2 separate regions of the Mus musculus genome follow, and region 1 is linked to region 2. A link is a loop called in an ENCODE intact Hi-C map of the cell type or tissue named here. Cell type or tissue: left cerebral cortex. All regions are shown on one strand. Each heading gives the region's core, and the rest is flanking DNA. Links, peaks and the distances in the headings are about the cores only.

Region 1 (4,386 bases), core at 269-4,268, 56 kb after region 2:
GGGGGGTGCGGGGGAGATGAGAGCCACCAGTCTGAAGAGGAGTGGCACACAAAGAGCAACTACCTGTGGATGCAGGTGTTCTCCCTGGAGGCAGAGGATGAGTGCAGAGAGACCTGCCCTAGCTGCCTTCCAGGAACATAGCAGAGAGACCTGCCCTAGCGGCCCTCCAGGAACACAGCTGGAGGGCTGTGTTGCCACCAGGACTGGGGTGCGTGCCGTGACCCTCTCGGGCAGCAAGGACTCCTGGAGCCTGGTGAGTCTCCCATTTGATGAGGCACAAGGCCAGACACTCAGAGCCAGGAGGACCTGGGGTCATCCAGGGACTGTTGTGATGTCAGGGTCTCAATCTAGCTCCCCCAGCTTTGAAGGCAGTGTTTCCATTTATGGCGTCTGGGGGTGGGAAGGTGTTAGACAGGCAGCACTTCTCTTGCCAGAATCTCACGTGAGGACCTGGGGAAGTCTGTGTGCAAGCCACAGCATGCAGACGCTGACCGGCCCGCTCTGCCCAGAAGTGGCCTTTCCAAAAGTGGGGCTGGGACTCAGAAGAGACAAGCCAACTGTGAAGATGACCCAGCGCCCACCCATAATCCCAATACTCTGGGTGTGGGGGGGAGGCAGGGGGATTGCCATGAACTCAGGGTGAGCCTACACTAAAGAGCAGGACTCTGTACTTGAGAAGAGGCATGGGAGGAAGTGGAGAGGGGAGAGAGCGCCTGGGAGTGAGGCAAGTATGGCTGCCACTCAACAGGGATGGAGTGGGAGTCACCGCAGCCGTGGCACTGCAGGCAGAAATGCCTGTCTCCTGGGCCCAGCATGCTTCCTGCTGACTCAGTGAGGTTGACAGGCTGTGCCCTCAGGAAGCAAATGTGCTCATGTGACCCATCTGCCTGCTGCCAGAGGCACCTGGCTGAGGGTGGCAGAAATGCTGGCTAACCCAAAGTGACAAGTGTCTGGTGGGAAGCTCAGGCTTCTCGGGGCCCCGAGCCTTGCTTCCTTTTATAATCTGGCTAACCTGGGGGAAAGAGAATTGAAATCGCTGGGGCACCTGCTTGCTTTACAGGCAGCTACACGAGCTGCTGTACGACCCAGGGAGTAGGAAGTATGTCACCGCCACCCCAGAAACGGCAAGTTGGGATGGGGAGCTCTGCATGGCATGGGCAGAGCCTCTCCGCTGCCAGCACACCTCCACTCACAGCCCAGGGAGCAGAGGGAGCTGCCGTAGCACGGGCCACAGCACACGCGGTCAGGTGTGAACACATGGCTATCCACAGTGACGCGATGTGTTGGAACAGCCAGTGGCTGGTGCCACACCTGACTCGCAGCCACGTGTCATTGTCCCTCTGGCCTCTGCAGACAGACAGCTGTGTGTGTAAGTTGTGTGAATGACCTCTTTGGAGCATCCAGCTTCAAATTTTACTCCAAGCAGAGTGGAAGCAAAGGGATACAAAGGTGAGGCTGGCAGGCTGTAACTAGGGCAAGCCCAAAGTCTGAGGATGCTTAAGTCTGGGCCTCCATAGAGTGAGTGACTGCCCACCTGGAGAAGGCCCTACTGCAAGCCTGCCTCCAGGGTACGGTGCCTTGCACTGGGTGAAGCTTGCCTGCAGTGTGGAAGGAAGATCATACATGTTGCTGGTATGTACAGGGCCACACTCCAAGTCAGCCCTGAAAACACCACTGGTCATAGGTTGTCTGGTCACCTGGGCTTCAGAGATGAGATGGCTCCCTTGTCCTCTCACAACCAGAAAGGCAGACCAGGTCTCAGGCCCATTGCTGTCCTTAACACCTTTAAACCTGCTGGGACCACGCCACCCACACCTCCTGCCTGCTTTTCACTCAGACATTCTATACTGCTCCCTGGTGACTGTAGGTGGGATCTGGCTCAGCATTTGCTGATGGTCCTGATAGTACACTTCCCTGGAAATACAGTCAGCCAAAGGCTGGTGTGTGGTCCCCCCCCCACCCCTCCGCCGCCGCCGGCCTACTATGTCCCACTTTCAGTTGTGTCGGGCCTGGTTCCCTAGCTAACTGAAGGCAGTTGTTGAGATAATCCCATGCCCCACATGAAACATCCATGAATCCCAATCTGCGGTTTCTGTGACAGTGTGGAGGGAACCGGCTGTTTCTGGAAGCTGATGGACAGTGTGACTCCCCATAGGGCTGGCAGCGTCAATGCGCCCTCTGGTGGCCTCTGGAGAGGAGTGGCATGTTTCCAGGAGGCCCGCTACAGGACAGTCATGAGAGAGGGCCGGAGCTCCAGACTCTGGGGCAGCGCACACCAAGCATGTCTAAGCATGTGTTAAGTGTGTAGCTGTAACTGGACAGGAAACAGAATCCCAGGTTCTCAGAAGTGCTTTCCTTAAAACAGTGGATCCTTTGTCTTTAAAGTTTGAGCAGTCTTGCCACGTTGCTTGCGGTGGCTGAGAGCTCCTGGCTCACTCTGTCTTGTGTGAGAAGCATTGGCCCCTCACCTGCAGTGGACACAGTCCTGGTGGGTACCTGGTGGTCAGCATGCAAAGGTGTTTTCTGGTGGCTGTTTTACCTGTTTAAGGCTGAGACCACCCTTCTTTGCACCTCTGCAGGAGCGTGAGGGTGTGTAGACCACCTCAGCACACTCTTACTCTGGGGGGAGTCACAGAAGAGGGACTGTTTGAAGCACACCCCGCTGACTCTGGGCACCTCCTGGCCTCAGCTTCCTGCTGACTCCCAGCCTGGCTTGGACTTGTCACCAAGTATTGGACCCCTAGGGTGAGCGGCACCTCCACTAGATGCTGCCATCAAGGGGGCTGCCTCAGCTGTGGGTTCTGACAAGCATGTACACAGGACACGTGGCCTGTGATTCGTGGGGGGAGGGAGTATCTGGTTTCTGGCTCTTGGAAAGCCCCCAGGTCGCCACAGAAACCATGACCTAGTGTCTTCCTAGGGTCCTCTGCTTTCTGTGCTGTATCAGATCCAGTGCAAATGCACCTCAGACTGAGAGCAGCTCTGTGCACATGCATGAGGCCTCAGGCCAGCTGCTGAGGGACATGAAGCTGAGGGATGGCCCTGGCCATGACTGGGGAGTGAATTAGGTCACAAGGGAGAGAAGGAGGAGGCGACAAGAGCCAACTCCTCAGATCCCATTGTTGCTCTGTGGATGGCAGAGACGGGGGACGGGGCTTTGGGATAGAGGCCTTGCTGATCTGGGCAAGCAGAGAGCACACTCACAGCAGTCTGCCTCTTCGTCTTCCTCAGCACTGATGGAGCAGAGATGCAATCGGCTAGGAGCAAAGGTGGGAGGACGCTCAAGCAAGTGAAGAATGCCGAGTGGGGAGCTCTTCCAGGAGTGCAGAGGACTGCTGGGACTGGGGAGCACTACTGGGAGTTCAGAGGACTATAGGGAATGGGGAGCACTGTTGGGAGTGGGGAGCACTTCGAGTGCAGAGGACTGCTGGGAGTGTGGAGAGCACTACTGGAACTAGGGAGCGTTGCTAGGAGTGGGGAGCACTGCAAGTTCAGAGGACTAATAGAAGTGCAGAGGAGTGCAAGACTGCTCGTGGCAGTGGGAGGCAGGAGAAAAACCCATGTCTTCCTCAATCAGCAAGGTACAGTGAGCTGGAGCCCTATCATAGCAGTGTGGAGAGCGTGAAGATAAGAAGGGACAGGGTGGAACATGAAGGGAAGAGGGGCTTGGCCTTTCCAGGAGAAGGCTTCAGACAGGAACTCCTGAAGGGACCTTGAGGAGGGCCCTGGACACAGCAGTTCCCCCTGCCCAGGTGACAGTCCCTGCCTGCAGCCCTAATGTGTTGTACACCTTGCCCTGTGCAAACCCGACATGTCCTCTAGATGGTCCTCACAGTCCTACAGAGAAAAGACATCAGGAAGGATGGCCAGGGTCACTTGCCAGAAGACAGGAAAGTCATCCCACAGCTGTTAGGCCAGGTGAAACACCGCTGGAGGACCAGGGAGGTGCCCATTCAGGGAATGGAGAAGTCATATGTGAACTGTGGTCTCTTAAGGATACACGGTGCCTGAGAGAGAGAGAGTTGCTGAGGGATGCTCCTGCCTCCTTAGAACAGCTGTCTGTGACTATCCTGCCTGAAACTGGCCCCTAAATTCTCAGACCCACCAAGGTCCCTGTACCACCCAAGAGCACTGTTTGAATTAAGCAGGGATATGGCAGGCTCATGTGGCTTGGATATGCCAGCAAGAGGGCAAGGTAGGCTGTAGTTGGTGTCTTTAGCACCAGACATTGGTTCTGTGTTTGAGACCCAGGCAAAGAGCAAGGGGGTGGCCTGGGTCAATCCAAATAAACATCTAAGATTAGGTAGGCGTGGCTGGCATTCATTCCTAGCACTGACACGTTGAGCCTCATGACCTATAGACCAGACGAGGAGCACACGAGGACAC
Region 2 (4,386 bases), core at 225-4,224:
TTTGCTGTGTGCAGAATGCGAAAGTAAGCCTTTTTTCAGACTCCCTGTCACTAAAAAAAAAAAAAAAGTAGTACTTCTTCAGGCCAGAGATGGCCCAGCAGGCAAAGGCATGACTGGAGTTTCAGGTGCAGGACCCTAATAGGAGTAGAGAACTGACTCGAAAGCTGTCCCCTGACCTCCAAAAGCACTCGGTGTACTACCCTGTACACCCCTCTCCATACAAATGTAATTAAAAGTGTTCTCCTAAAAGTGAAAAAGAATCGTCACCAATTCATTTAACAAGAGTTTGCTGAAGGGCTGGAGAAATGGCTCTGCGGCTAAGAGGACTTGCTGCTCTGAGTAACTGGGTTCAGTTTCCAGCCCATGGACGGTGGCTCACTTCTTGCTCTAGTTCCAGGGGATCCAATGCCTAATGCCCTCTTACTACTACCTCCAAGAGCACTGTATGAACGCAGCACATATGCACACACGCAGGCAAACACTTAAATACACATATAAACAGGCAAATCTTTAAAAACACCAAATGCTGGCTGAAGATGTGCTATGTACTAAAGACTGATCCAAAAAAAATGGAGGTATCAGAGTGAGTATCCTGCACAATGTAGGGCGAACAGTCAGAAAGACAAACAATACACACTTCCCAAGACCTTTAAGGTGAGCTACTGATTTGAGGAAAAAGCATTCGAGTCAGCAGAAAGAGAAGGAAAGCCAACATACAGAGCGACAGAGGAACAAGGGGTCTTGTAATGCTGGAATGGGCAAGGAAAAAAAATTACATATGAGCAGAAAATAGAATCTGGGCAGTGTTAAGTAGAGAAACCTTGTTAGTGATTTTTACAAGGTTGACGTTAATACAGGCAAGGAATCTAGACAGCTAACTTAACGTCTTTTTTTTTTTTTGCTTCTTTTAAGAATCTGAAATTAAACCAGGGCCGAGGAAGAACAGCAACAACAAAATGGGTCACACTTGAAATTGCACAAGGGACACCGGCTCAGGTATGACAGCTGAACATTCCCCGCCACCACGGTTTCCTGTGATGTCCGTGGCTCTAAGCAGAGGGGGAAGCCACAACTTCCCAACAGAATGACGGGACCAGTCCGACGAACTTGGGAAAAGTCTTTATTTGCCGTGTTAAGCACCATGTGTTTAACCCCGCACCGAACCCAGTGAAGCAGGTGGGGCCGGTGTCTCCCCATCTTAGAGATGAGGGGTCTGAGAGCGACCGCAGGGGCATGATCTAGAGTGGGCTTCACTGAGCCTGAGGTGGGTCGGGCTCGAACTTGCGGGCGACCCTTCGCCCGGCATTCCCGGCTCCCCCGAGAGCCCCGGCCGCACCGCCGACCCTGGCGCTGACTGCGGAGGGCGGCGGCGCCGCACAGGGCCTTGGGGGCTCCAGGAAGGAGCCAACTGCGACCCGGGAGCGCCCTCCTCGCGGAGCCCACCGATCCTCCCCAGCCCGCATTCCGGAACCTCGTTCGAGCCCAACGACCCACTCACAATTCCTTAATCAGCACCATCTTCCGGGAACCCCTCACAGCCGCCGCCGCCAGCCGCCACCGCCGGGCCTCGCAACACGCAAGCGTAGCCCCGCCTCCCAATCGTCCGAGCCCCGGGAGCGCCTGCGCGTCCGCGCCCTTCCGCCGCCGGCCATTGCGTCAGCGCGCCTGGGGGAGCTGACTCCGCCCAGTCCACGCCCCGCTCACGGAGCACGAGGCCTCCACTGCGGCTGCGTGGCCCCTTGGCGCGCTGGTGAGCCTTGGAGCGCGCCTGCGTACTCTCGGCGAGCAGTGGGGCAGCAAGCGCGGCGTCCTCCTGCCAGCGTTAGTCTCTCACGGCGCTGTGCAGCCTATGGTTTCCAGTGAGTTCTCCAGTCGGGACCCTAAACGACGTTGAGTTCGCACAGGTGTGGGAGCCGAGGACGACCTCAGGTTTAGCAGGAGCGTGTTCTAGAAACCCAGACAGACCGGTGTTAAAATCCTGATGTGTTCGCCCCTTGTCCTAACTAACCTTTTTAAGGGTACATCTATCTGGTTTGCCTGTATTGTGTCTGCTCCCTGTGTGTCTCATGCATACTGAGGTTCACGTGTAACTGGAGATGCAGACAGTTGTGAAATGCCATGTGAGTGCTGGGAACCAAACCTGGGTCCTCTGCAAGAACCCCCAGTGTTCTTAACAACTGAGCCCCTGTCCAAACATTGAATCCTCAACAAAAGCAATTTTGCATGAGACAGACCCAGACCCAGTTGGGTAGACTAATTCTAGACGAATTCTACGTGTCTAAGGCATTGGTTTTTCATTATGTGCTTTCGGGGCAAAGAACTCACTACAGGAAGAATGAAAGTTAAATTTTACTAAGACCAATCAGAAGCCCGTCCCAACACGGGCTTTAAGCACTAGTTGACCTAACAACTTTGATAAAACAATTTTGAAACAGTGACTAAGTACTGCTCTTGGACTGCCCTCTGCTTCCTCACTCACTGAACTTAGTAACTTGGGATTCAAGGACCTTTTAGTGGGATTCCTAGGGAGCTGGATAGCTGCAGGAATAATCTTCTTTGTGTCAACGGGCATTTTAGGTAAATTTGATTTCTCTATACTTTGTGTCAAACCATATTTTTTCCCTCATCGAATGATCTTGAAAATATTTTCATAAAAACTAGAAATAGTCTCAAGAATATTCTTCCCCTCTCTAGTGATTGATTTATTTATATTTTATGTACATTGGTGTTTTACCTGCATGTATACCTGGATGAGGTCAGATCCCCTGGAACTGGAGTTTCAAACAGTTGTGAGCTGCCACGTCGTGGGTGCTGGGAATTGAACCCAGATACTCTAGAAGAACCACCAGTGCTCTTAACTGCTGAGCCATCTCTCCAACCCCAGTCCCAAGTGTTCCTTAATTTTGTTAGATATCAGAGCATAGGTCAGTTGTCCCGATTTGGGAAACTGGGTTGGACTTTGAAGATGAAGCCCTGGACCTGAATCCTGGCTGGTTGACTTCAAGAAATCTGGAATAAAGAATCTTGTAGAGACTTAATTTATACAACCAAAGATAGGTGACTGTTTAGAGAATAAAAAGTAGGAAGGGACTGAAAATGTAGCTCAGTTTATAGAGTACTTGCCTAATGTCCTAGCAGTGAGTTCAGTCCTTTTGATTTTTTTGAGGCAGGGTTTCTCTGTATAGCTCTGGCTGTCCTGGAACTCACTCTGTAGACAGAGCTGGCCTCGAACTCAAAAATCCGCCTGCCTCTGCCTCTGCCTCTGCCTCTGCCTCCCAAGTGCTAGGATTAAAGGCGTGTGCCACCCCGCCCAGCTTGAGTTCAGTCTTAAACACCACAAAAAAGCCAAAATTACATGAAGCACCTATACATATCACATGGTAATAGAAGGTTTTTGAATGAAAACCATATAAAAACTATCAGGGATCAGCAACAGTAAATTAAAAAGGAAAGCCAAAGAGAGGTTGAAGAGATGACTACTCTTGCAGAAGACTAGGAAGCCACCTGTAACTCCACTTCCAGGAAATAATACACATAACTTTTTTAATTTCATATAGTTCTTAAAATTGATATATAATAATAACTTCATTTCTCCCCTCCCTCTCCTACACTCCCATGTCTGACCACATTCTTCTCTCCCAAACTCAAGGTCTTTTATCACTATTATTACATATAAATGAATGAGCATATAAACACAAAGCATTTTTTTTGGCCGGGCGTGGTGGTGCACACCTTTAATCCCAGCACTTGGGAGGTAGAGGCAAACTGATCTCTGAGTTCAAGGCCAGCCTGGTCTACACAGAAACCCTGTCTAGAAAAACCAAACACATACCTATACATCATAATACATATGTACATACATGCAACCTGTGAGTCAATTCAGTGTTGCCTGCATGTATAAGTTTTTAGGGCTAACCACTCAGTATTAGATAACCAGTCAGAGGTCTCTTCCTAGGGAAGACTAATTCTCTGTTTGCTTCTGTCTGGAGTGCAGTTGTTAATTGCCCATAGATCTTCATCTAGGGGTGTGGGTAAGATTTTTTTCCATCTACCTTGGGATGTCAAGTGTCATTGGAATTGTTCCAGCATTGTTAAGGCAGCCAGGTTGAAATTTAGGAGAAGGCACGATCTCAAGCCAACTTTCTGACTTCAGCAATCTTCCCACCACCCCCTTCTATCATGTTCCCTCGGTATTAAAGGAATTGAAAACCTGGGCCTGAATCCTGGCTCATTGACTTCAAGATACCTGCAGTAAAGAATCTTGCAAGAATTGTGTTGTCGCCAGGGACAGCGGTGGAGTACGCCTTTAATCCTGGCACTTGGGAGGCAGAGGAAGGCAGATTTCTGAGTTCAAGGCCAGCCTGGTCTACAGAGTGAGTTCCAGGA

The links. Peaks named below come from ENCODE experiments on the same cell type or tissue, not always from the same donor. Only the 100,000 strongest peaks of a DNase experiment are listed, where the experiment ranks them.
Region 1: a loop joins it to region 2, with 3 times the contacts of the local background. A loop is called at or near these places in 21 of 42 quality-filtered maps.

The regions. Positions count from the first base shown.
Region 1 is chr5:111,271,574-111,275,959 of GRCm38, reverse strand. All of the region lies in intron 14 of Ttc28 (tetratricopeptide repeat domain 28), which reads right to left. Among named protein-coding and RNA genes, the nearest start is that of Gm35628, 39 kb to the right of the region's middle. In left cerebral cortex, for the core only: a CTCF peak has its summit at 2,178 (motif pointing left); DNase peaks (open chromatin) are centred at 806 and 2,182.
Region 2 is chr5:111,327,946-111,332,331 of GRCm38, reverse strand. Pitpnb (phosphatidylinositol transfer protein, beta) reads right to left here and starts at 1,635. Exons shown (of 12, transcript NM_019640.5): 1 at 1,499-1,635. The coding sequence starts at 1,518. In left cerebral cortex, for the core only: a CTCF peak has its summit at 1,735; a DNase peak (open chromatin) is centred at 1,681; H3K4me3 peaks cover 2,072 bases; H3K27ac peaks cover 947 bases.